Linked DNA regions of Homo sapiens: region 2 is linked to region 1. A link is a loop called in an ENCODE intact Hi-C map of the cell type or tissue named here. Cell type or tissue: Calu3. All regions are shown on one strand. Each heading gives the region's core, and the rest is flanking DNA. Links, peaks and the distances in the headings are about the cores only. Region 1 overlaps PPM1H (protein phosphatase, Mg2+/Mn2+ dependent 1H). Region 2 overlaps PPM1H (protein phosphatase, Mg2+/Mn2+ dependent 1H).

Region 1 (5,381 bases), core at 132-5,131:
GCCCAGCAGTTCTACTCTTAGGTCTGTACCCTGGAGTGGTGGTTCTGAAAAGCACGGTCCTTTGAGCTACATGGCATCAGCAGCACCTGGGAACTTGTTAGAAATGCAAATTTTGGCTGGCATGGTGGGTCATGCCTATAATCCTAACCCTTTGGGAGGCTGAAGCAGGAGGATCACCTGAACCTGGGAGTTCAAGACCAGCCTGGGCAACATAGTGAGACCCTGTCTCTACCTTTACATATATATTTTATAAATTTTTTTTTTTAAAAGAGAATTGCAGATTTTCAGGCCCCACCTGAAATAAAAACTCCAATGGTAGGACCAACCATTTGTGTTTTAACAAACCATGCAGGTGATTCTGATGCTGCTAAAATTCAAGAACCGACTCTCCTAGAAGAACTCTTGCATCGTCGTTCATGCAAGAAGATATTCACAGAATTGTTTTTATTACAGAAACTGGAAGTAACTTGCGTGTCCAGTGGTGGGACGGGTAAACAAATATTGGGATACTTTATAGCACCTCCCCCACCCCCAAAATGAGCCAAAGCTGTGCTCATTAACAGGGAAGAATCTCAAAAACATAATGTTGAGTTTAATAAGCCATAGAGGAATACATACATTAGAATTCTATGTACATGAAGTGAAAACTACCAATATATTGTTTAGGGATATAGACATTAAAACTATAACAAAAACCAAGAAAATTGGCCCAAAATTCAAGATAATGGTTACTTTGAGAGGAGAAGAGGCAGATACCAAGGGGAATATATGCTTGAGGCCTGTTGGGTTTCTAAGATATTTACTGATAATATTCTGTTCCTTCAAGTAGATGGCAGGTACATTGTTGTTTGTGTTATTTTTAAACTATAAATGGTATATGAGAGGCAGGGTAGTCTCGTGGTTAAGAGCCTGTAATCTATAATTACTTCCCGAGTTGAATTTTGGCTCTTCCCCTTCTAGATTTAGGATCTTGGGAAAATTTCTTAACTCTTCTCTGATTGTTCATATGTAAAATGGAGATTCCAACAGTATTAACCTCATGCATATATATTATTAGGTGAAGTGCCTAATAGATAATAAGCACTAATAGATGTGTGTGTTGTTATGTCTCACATATTTCACAACAGAAATTCAGGAAACGTGAAGGTAGACCATCTGTCTCCTCCTCGAATTGTCTGATATAATTCAGCTCAGGTGTGGAGGAATTGATGGCACTATAATTAAATATTCTTTTATTTGAATTTGAATGTGTTTTTCGCCTTTCAAGTTTCATGTTATGTATCCCACTTGTTAGCAACATTCTCATGTTGATTTTTCTCTACTATGATTATTTTTATAAAGCTTTGCAAAGCCACCTGCCAGTTATGCATTAAAAGGCACTCAGCACTTTTTTTCTGTGTCTAAGCTGGCTTGGTCTTGCTTACCAGCCTTCCTCCAGAGTGATAAATCTGTATGCCAAGGAGTGGTAACCTGTGGGCAGCGTGCACATGCCAGGTCAGAGCAGGCTCCTGGGGTCCACGAGAACTGCTGCCTACGGAGGCAGGGTTCACAAGGATCTCTTTGGAACAAACAGGATGGGAAAGAAAAAATGTTTTCTGTATGCCTTTCGGGGAAGATGGCAAACCAAAGCAATAGAAAGAATCCTATATCAGATGGATGAATGAATGAAAGGGAAAATTGCAAGGGGAACACAGTTTATCAGCAAGAAATAGACTATCAGTCTGCAGATTAGACAATTATGGTTGTAAAGACAGGTGCAGTGGCATGTGCCTATAATCTGAGCGACTCCATAGGCTGAAGCAGGAAGATGGCTTAAGCTTGAGTTCAAGACCAGCCTGGACAACACAGCAAGACTTCCTCTCTAAAAATAAGGAAAAAAAAAGTGTTTTAACAGACAGAACTGGCCTAGGTGCAGTGGCCCACACCTGTAATCCCAGCATTTTGGGAAGCCAAGGCAGGCGGATCCCTTGAGGCCAAGAGTTCAAGACCAGCCTGGCCAATATGGCGAAACCCCGTCTATACTAAAAATACAAAAATTAGCTGGGCATGGTGGCACCTGTAATCCCAGCTATTCGGGAGGCTGAGGCACGAGAATCTCTTGAAGCTGGCAAGTCGAGGTTGCAGTGAGCCGAGATGGTGCCACTGCACTCCAGCCTGGGCAACAGAGCGAGACCCTGTCTCAAAAAATAAAAAAGAAAAGGAACTGAAGAGTCAAGGTTTTCTTCTTAACAAATAACTCCCATTCTGATTTGTTCATTTGGGAAATACCACTAAGGACCTATTATTTTGTGAGCCAAGGCCTGCTAGATACTCGTGAAGAACACACACCTCAGCTCTGCCCTCTTTGAGTTTACAGTCTGGAGGGATTACAGCAGCATTAACCTAAAGCAAAGGATGTCTACACTTAAACCTGAAGAATAAACAGGAGCGAGGCAAGGGTCAGGGGAGTTGGGGAGAAAAAACATGGCACATTCTGGGACCCAACAGTCAGTGTGGCTGACTGGTCTTGGAGGTGGGGAGCAGAATGTCAACAGATGAGGTGTGAGGGGTCAGCAGGGGCCCATGATCTCATGAGATCATGAACGTGAAAATTATTTGTGTTAAAGGAAGTCTGTGGTAACGATATGGAATTTATGTAATTTGTTCATTATGATTCACAACCAGGAAGCATTCTGCAAAATCTGATGGTGAGAAACAAGATGAGGATTGTTTTCCTACCCCTGTGTGTTCCTTTAAGTAATTACACAATATTGGGACATCAGAGAAACTTAATTTGTTTCAGACTGACAATTTAGGTCTTAGCCAAGAAACCTTTGCTCAGACCAATGTCCTAAAGCATTTCTCCAGTGTTTTCTTCTAGTAGTTTCGTAGTTTCAGGTCTTATATTTAAGTCTTTAATTTGTTTTTATTATTTGATTTTTGTATATGGTGAGAGACAGGGCTCTGGTTTCCTTTTTCTGCATGTGGATATCCAATTTTCCCAGCACCATTTATTGAAGAGACTGTCCTTTCCCCAATGTATGTTCTTGGCACCTTTGTTGAACATGAGTTGGCTGTAAATGCATGGATTTACTTCCAGGTTCTCTATTCTGTCCCATTGGTCTATGTGTCTGTTTTTATGCCAGTACCATGCTATTTGGGTTAATATAGCTTTGTAGTATATTTTAAAGTCAGGAAGTGTGATGTCTCCAGCTTTGTTCTTTCTGTTCAGGTTTGCTATGGCTGTTCTGGGTCTTTTGTAGTTTCATACAAATTTTAGGGTTGTTTTTTCTATTTCTGTTGTCAAACTCATAATTTAGGAATATGTGAAACAGTGTTCTCTTTCATGTGTTTGCCATCTTTGTACATACCTGTGTGTAATTTGGTAGGAGGGCACCACACTCACACACCAGTTTAGGATGTCTCCTTGGGAGGCTCATGGACAAAGAGAGCTCAGTCCCAAGAGCCAGTGCCCTCCCAGCTGGGAGCTGTTCTAATCTTGTCATGCCAAATGGAAATATGAGTAGAAGTTGCCAAGTCATAATTTCTGTGATGAGGAAAGGCCCACTATAATTCCAGAGGCTCTATTAGCCCTTCCTTGGCCAGAGAGTTCCTATTTCTCCATATGTAGCCTGGGACTACACGTTTGCCTGTTTAATTTTCAGTGGAGAGTTGCTGGGTTCAAGCCTGAGGGAACTGACCAAAGGAGGTCAGCCTATTGTTGGACACAAAATGAGAAGGGAAAAGTTCTCCCCAGGGTGGGAAGCCTGAGGGAAGGGGAATGGAACAAAGCCGGTGAGAAGGGTAAGGTGCTTCTGCATCTGAGGTTTTGAGTGGGCCTGTTTTACTTTGAGTCTTACCAGGATCTCCCAGTTTTGTCTAGAAAGGAAGCAGGACAAAAAGAGGCAGGGAATGAGGCCTGAGACAGGCAAGACTAGGGGCTTTTGTCGTTTGATTGTTGGGCTTTTGTTTATGTTGCCTGTAGGTTCCTTTTCTTTTTGTTTTTCTTTTACCTCCTAGTGACAGCCATTCTAAACAAATTGCCAGCATTGTCTTCCTCTGTTGACATCCTTCCCAGCAAGGAATTTAAAATAGCATCTCCCCCTCCAGAATGTGCTGTGAGGGAAGAGGTGATTAGCATAAAGATGTGTTCTGACCCTCACACCATCCTCTCAGGCAGAGATGGGAGTAAAAATGAGCTGTATGATCTTTCTGACCCTGGTGTATCTTAAGTCCTTTTGCTCTTTTGAACTGTCTCAACAAAGGAACCAGAAAATTAAAAGGCGGCTTTATGGATGAGCCAGAATATGAGTGCAGTAAGTTTTTCTCTTTTTTTTTTTTTTTTTTTTTTGCAGTTTTTACGGTTTTTTAGAACACAATGTGCACATGAGCTGTCTACCCATTTTCTTCGCTGCACAGCCTGGCATTGGGGTTGGTGACTCTGATGGCCAGCTGGGCAGCTCTTTCCACAACGGCTTTGCAGTTCTTGGAGGAAACATTGTGAATGATCTCAGCACAGTAAGATTTGTTGCATGGCAGCAGCACTTCCGGCTCCTTGACGCTGTGGATCAGGAACTTCCGGAAGCCACTGGGCAGCATGTGCTGTTTTTCTGTTGCTCCCATAACCAATGTTGGGCATCAAGATCTAGCCTTTGAACCTTCTATGAGCCCTGTTGTCAGTACCTCTGGGTTTCTGCCAGTTACGCTTAATTTTGACATATTGGTCAGACTGGTGCTGGATGAACTTCTTGGTTCTTTTTTTGACAATCTTGGGCTCCACAAGGAGTCTGAAGTTGGCCCTGATGCCAAGGAGGAGATGGCCCCTCTTTCTTTCTTTCTTTTCTATCACAGTTTGCCCTGAATTGTAGGGAAGCTGGCAGTTCTTTTACTCTTGTGGGGTCACGAAATGAACTGTTCCTAGGAAATGCATTGCGCTAACATCCTGGAGTGGGGTTGCTGCAGGTAATGGAGGTTGGGCTGCACAGTCCTCTGGTTCCTTATAATTCCAGTAAGGTTCTCTTTTAAGCCCTAAAGATCCTACATGATTTGGAGAAGGCACTCAAACCTGGAAAGGGTTTTCTGATGCAAAATATCTGCAACTGACTGTCCCCTCTGTAAGGCTGGAGGTTCAGTGGGGGGGTCTCCTGGGAAGAATATTCAAAACGGAGGCAAATATGTAAACACTCAGAGAAGAAGACGCTTACCATTTTGTCAGAAAGGAATAAATTGTTACTATTACTGAAGGGGAAGGGAGTGGGCAAAGCCAAGAGGAACTAGGGCCAGGGAATAGCTAACCAAACTTGGAAATGCACATGGATTCACATTCCCAGTGCCCAGGCAAAACTGTGCAGGCTTTGCTCTAGAGCTTCATTTCCCCAAAACTGTCTGTGGAAACTTCTTTT
Region 2 (5,381 bases), core at 218-5,217, 91 kb before region 1:
CAGTGCAGAATCCATAGTCTTCTATGTTAAAAAAAATTATACCTGATTTGCCTATCTCTAATCTTTGGCCACAGCCACATCTCTTCTTCAATGCCCTTCCTTCCAGATCCCTAACAGTACTGTGACAGCCTCATTTTTGAGGACTTTTGGGGCCCTAAAATATAATCCATTGAAGTCAGAGGATTTGATCCCTTTTATTGCAGCAAGATTCTCTTCTGTAATATTTTTATCTGTTTTGGAGACTTAGTTTTTCCTGTGGTTTTTCTCCACCTTCTCAATGTGAGAGGGAAAATAATACTTCTAATCCTGGTGATGAGGGAAGGTTATTCCAGAGAAGCAGCAAAAACAAAAATCAAGTAAGAATCAGAACAAGAAAGCCCAAGCTCCAAGGCAGAACTAGTGGAAATGAGGTTAGTGGGAGCCCGCCCTGATCCCCCTTATCTGGAAAACTATTTAAGGGAATAACCAGAATGGAGAAAGCCAGAGAGAGGGGGAGAGAACCTGGCATTCTCCCAGGCAAGCCCCCACCAGTCTCAGCCTCTTTATCTCTGCCTGTGCATCTCAAAAAAGAAAATGGAAGCAGAGAGAGATGGTCTGTCATGGCCTTTTTCCAAGAGGGAACAGAACAGTTCCGATTTTACATCCAACAAGGCTTCAAGAGTAGGGGGTGAGGATGCAAGAGTGAAGCCCACTGTATCCCTAAGCTATAGCTCAGTCAAATGCTTCCGTCCCTGAATCTGACCCACACATGGTAGAAAGGTGGAAAGATGTTAGATGTTCATCCCTTAGTTAGATTTGGGCATTGTTACAAAGGAACCTGGTTTTGGAGAACAACAATCCACGTGAGTATATTAAAGATTCAGAAAAGTCCTGTGACAAAGAAGAGTGTTTCCTGAACTCTTTCGAGCATGAGGAATCTTCATTTGGTCGTCCCCTGTTTTCATTCAGAAGTGGGTTCCATAGGAAATGTTGTAGAGGCCAACCTAAATTAACTGATTTATTCAGTGAAGAGGAGTTTGCCAGGCAGCTGAGGTTAGAAGGTAGATGAGAGAACAGACCTATTTTTCTGTGTTTTCACTTAATATGTTAGTTCAGTTCTCGGCTTTGTTTTTCTCCCCTTTTTCTGTATGCATTCCCTAGAACACTTGTTTCAATTTTATAATTTAACTAGCATATAGACATGACTATTCACAAATCTTTTTTAGCCCTGACCTCATTCCTGAGCACCACTCCCACATTTCCAACTGTGTCTTCACCAGCCCCTCCACCTGACATCACACATATGCCCCAAATTCAAATGCCCAAAATGCAGTGTCTTCTCCAGACCAACTCTTCTGCTCGTCTCTCCTGTGTTAATAGCATCATCGTCCTTCGTTGTCCAAGCTGGGAACCTCAGCAGATTTGCAGGCATTTTCTTCTCCTTTAATTCCCACATAATTTTTTTAAATTATGTATGTTATCTCTAAGAATTTTCTGTTTCCACAGACATAGTTCAGACTCATTTTTTACTTGGACAGTTGTAAGAGCCTTGGATAAATTATGGGTTGAGTAGAATTTTTGCAGGAAAAGGGGATTTGGCATGGGACTCCTTTATATGTATCTCTTTGTCACAATAAAATTAAAAATTATGGATATGCTTGGAAAAATGTTAAGGAGACTCTAATATTAATGAACAGAGTGAGGTTTCAAAGCTATTGAGCAAGAGAAGCAAGAATGCCCCCAATCCCCCTGTCAATCTTCCTTCTTTTCTGTGGAATGTTGGGGGGATCTGAACACATGAATGGAAATGACAATGAGAAATCTTCAAAATGTTAAATTTTTATTTAATGATAAAATGTGAGATAACCACTTTATTCTTAAAGCCTAAGTGAGGTCACAAAATTTTTTTTTCTTTCATACAGTTCCTTAAGATCCCATTTGTAGACATTTATCATTACACAAAAATAACGAAGTTCCAAGTAAATTACTATTCTACTGACTCTTATATGTGAGTTTAATTTATTCATTCAGCATCACTAATAATCTATAAAGTCCCTTCATACATATACTCATTTAGTCTGAAGAAAGTGGTATTTATCAAGTGGGGAAAATTGATTCTCAGAGTGGCTAACTCACTTTCCCAGTATACTTAATTCATAGCTTGAAATTGACTTTGGACTGCAAACTTTGATTACTTTTCATTTCACCACAGCCAGCTCCCAAACCCAACTTAATGGGTTATGTTCAACGAATGAGAGATGGGCTTCCCAGGCCTTTGCTTGTAAGGAACTGACACCGGGTAACTGTTACCAGGCAGAGCCAGAGAGGCCTTACAGGTAGGGCTGGTGTGCAGCATCTAGCCCATATAACCTAACCATGAACCACAGATGAGCCTCCCTGCCCTGCCACATGAAGTAATATAACTTATTTTGAACAGGAGCATGTAGCAAAGAAGAGGTCCTGTTTACTTCCACAGTGCACACTGCAAGACATTCTCAGTACATTATACAGTCTAGATCTCATTGTTTATGGGTCTGGTTTTGCCCTCATGTAGCAGACGTAGTTCCTGATTTATAGCACCATAAAGAAATTACAGTGAAGGACGCCTCAAGATTCTTGGCAGGCAAATATAGACAAAGCTCCTTTACATCTTTTTAAAGAATTCCAGGGATGGAGATCCATGAGCTTTCGTCAGATGTATAATGTGAAGATCAAGAAATTATTTTCCCTTTTCCAACCATAGAATTTTACTGATTTGATGTGATTTCCTCCTGTCTGTTTCACTCTGAGCATGAAGAACTGGTCACCCACTGTTCTCTGAATAAACCCATTTTAAATGCGTGAAAGCGAGTGTGATGAGATTGTTCCTCATTCTTTCCCTCAGGCTAAAATACCACTTTTCCTTTAGCCTCTTCAAAGCTTCTATTTTCCACCCCTTGAATTGTGTTTACTCCTCTTCTTGGGACCCTGCTCAGTTGTTCCGTCACATTGCTGTTTTTTAAGTAAAGAGGTCCGAATCAGACACAAATCAAACAAGGGTGTGACCAATGCAGGGTATTAGTGAAGAAATTGCTTCCTGGGCTCTGCAAGTCCTACCTGTCTTGGCACACAAATAGTGAGCCATTGTAGTCAACAGTCATCTTTAAAAAGAAGAGAAAAGTTCGTCCTACTCATAAATAGACTGCAGTAGAGAGAAAAATAAATGCCTTTGGTGGCTTCACCCAGTCTGGCTACTTGCCATGAGGAAGAAAATGCTTGATTTGGCACTTAACAAATGGTTGTATACATTTGTGCTGGGGAACCGTACGGTATTGTGAATTTTAGATATTGACCCTGCACTAGAGAGAAGCAGAATACATATCCTCTGATGCAGATGAAAAATAAAGCATTGTGTGATGTACACATTGAAATCTAAACATGCAGGCAAAACTTTTTCAGCAAGGTGCCTTTAAAAGGGTGCTGAATAAGAAATCACTGAGATTTTCAGATCTGAATCTAGTTTGAACTCTAGAGTCCTTTAAGAGAAAGTTCTAAAACCTACCAATTGGGAATATAAAATTGTACAGTCACTTTGGAAAGCTAACTGGTAGTTCTTCAGAAAGTTAAGGTTACCATATGGCTCAATAATTTCACTCCTGGGTATATGCCCAAGAGAACTGAAAACATATATTTACACAAAAACTTGTACACAAATGTTCATAGCAGCATTATTCACTGTTTCAAAAAAAATGGAAACACAAATGTCTGCCAACTAATGAATGGATAAACAAAATGTGTTCATGTGATGGAATATTATTTAGCCACAAGAAGGAATGAAGTATTGATGCATGCTGTAACATGGATGAACCTTGAAAACATCTGTTTAGCAAATGAAACCAGTCATAAAGACCATGTATTGTATGATGCCATTCATATTAAATGTCCAGAATAGATTAATCCATAGAGACAAAGTAGATTAGTATTTGCAAGGGCTTAGAACGAAGGAGAGATGGGGAGTGGCTACTAAAAAGTACAGGGTATAGGGAGTCCTTTTTCAGATTTTGAAAATGTCCTGGAATTGGATAATGGTGATGGTTGCACAACCCTGAGAATGTACCAAAAAACACTGAATTGTATCACTTTAAGAGGGTATATTTTATGGTATGCAGACTATAATTCAAAAACAGAAAACAAACACATAGACCTCTTTTTTTTTTTTTTTTGAGAAATGATATGCACCTTGAAAACCTTTCATTAATGACTGAGGCATTTAGCTGATCTGGAAAATTTTGCGCTGGCGCACTGGGTTTCATGAGTGTTGCTGGTATAGCAAAATGGTAGACTAAGATGTTTCTACAGAAAGTGGCTGAATATGACACTGAGAAATTATTCTGGGTGGTATGAGTACAGACTGGGCTGGTTGTGAAGAAAGCAAGGAACATGGGACTCAGCTATGGCTCTATGAGTGGTCACTTATTTTTGCTGCTACTTAAAGATCTGAAATATTTTTCCCTTGACCATCATTTGTGAATATTTTTGCTTAGGAGCTTAATTGCATAGTTGGGGTCTTGTTAAATGAATCATCGTATTTGCAGACTTATTTAGTAGTTTCCATTCTGAAAATTGAATGACAAGAAATACACCCAAACTGATTCCAGGCTGTTAAGCTTACTTTTTTCCTTTCAGCTATTTTTTGATACCATTAATTAGCATCTACAGAGTAGCCATCCTCTGACGATGGTAAGGTAACCCTGGCTTGTCCCTCAGCTGCCCTGCTTTCTTTCCCAACAATGCGTTTCTAATACTTTTGAAAGAGAAGAACACTTCTGCTGCATCCAAACAGAATCCACAAAGTCTGATGCTTTTGAACAAAATGGATGTTTCCTCCCTGTGCCTTGAAATTGATATACACTGTCAAAAAGGGTTTTCCGAATGGTTTCTCTTTGTCACCTTGTACCAGATTTTCTCCTCCATTCTGGAAATGTGCAGTTTAATGTTGCGTTTCGAATCACTTTCAGCTGAAAGAGTGTGTAATGGAATCAGGGCATCCCATGAATACTCTTAACAGTGTCAGAGATGCCTTTTTGTTTGTAGCTCTGCGTTCCAAGGGGACTGATGACAACAGTGAAATTACATTGGGGGCCTTGCTCAATAGTAGGTTCCTTGTCTGTGATGTTTTAAGAGAAGTAGTAAGGGTGGCTTCTCCCATCCTGGTGCTTCTGTGTTTGGTTTATATTACTTAGAATCTAAATTGTAGTGGTTATTACCTCCTGAGAAGAAAAGTAGTAACTGGAGTCCTTGTCAGTATTTTCCTACCCCAGTGTGTATCAGACTGTTTTCAGAAGCATTTCACTCTAACCTTGAAAGTTGCCTGTAAAATCACCTGATTCTGACCCTTTTTGTTATCAGCAAGGATGCCAGGG

Evidence for each region. Hi-C counts contacts between places; a loop is a spot of excess contacts. Peaks named below come from ENCODE experiments on the same cell type or tissue, not always from the same donor. Only the 100,000 strongest peaks of a DNase experiment are listed, where the experiment ranks them.
Region 2: it touches region 1 in a loop (2.7-fold over the local background); 1 of 110 quality-filtered maps calls a loop at or near these places.

What each region holds. Positions count from the first base shown.
Region 1 is chr12:62,658,219-62,663,599 of GRCh38, reverse strand. The region is part of intron 9 of PPM1H (protein phosphatase, Mg2+/Mn2+ dependent 1H); the gene reads left to right. It also overlaps the pseudogene RPL32P26. Among named protein-coding and RNA genes, the nearest start is that of MIRLET7I, 57 kb to the right of the region's middle. RefSeq lists enhancers at 3,626-4,152, 4,357-4,651, 4,153-4,678. In Calu3, for the core only: no CTCF peak of the experiment used is centred there; a DNase peak (open chromatin) is centred at 2,539.
Region 2 is chr12:62,748,868-62,754,248 of GRCh38, reverse strand. All of the region lies in intron 4 of PPM1H (protein phosphatase, Mg2+/Mn2+ dependent 1H), which reads left to right. Among named protein-coding and RNA genes, the nearest start is that of MIRLET7I, 150 kb to the right of the region's middle. In Calu3, for the core only: no CTCF peak of the experiment used is centred there; a DNase peak (open chromatin) is centred at 3,198.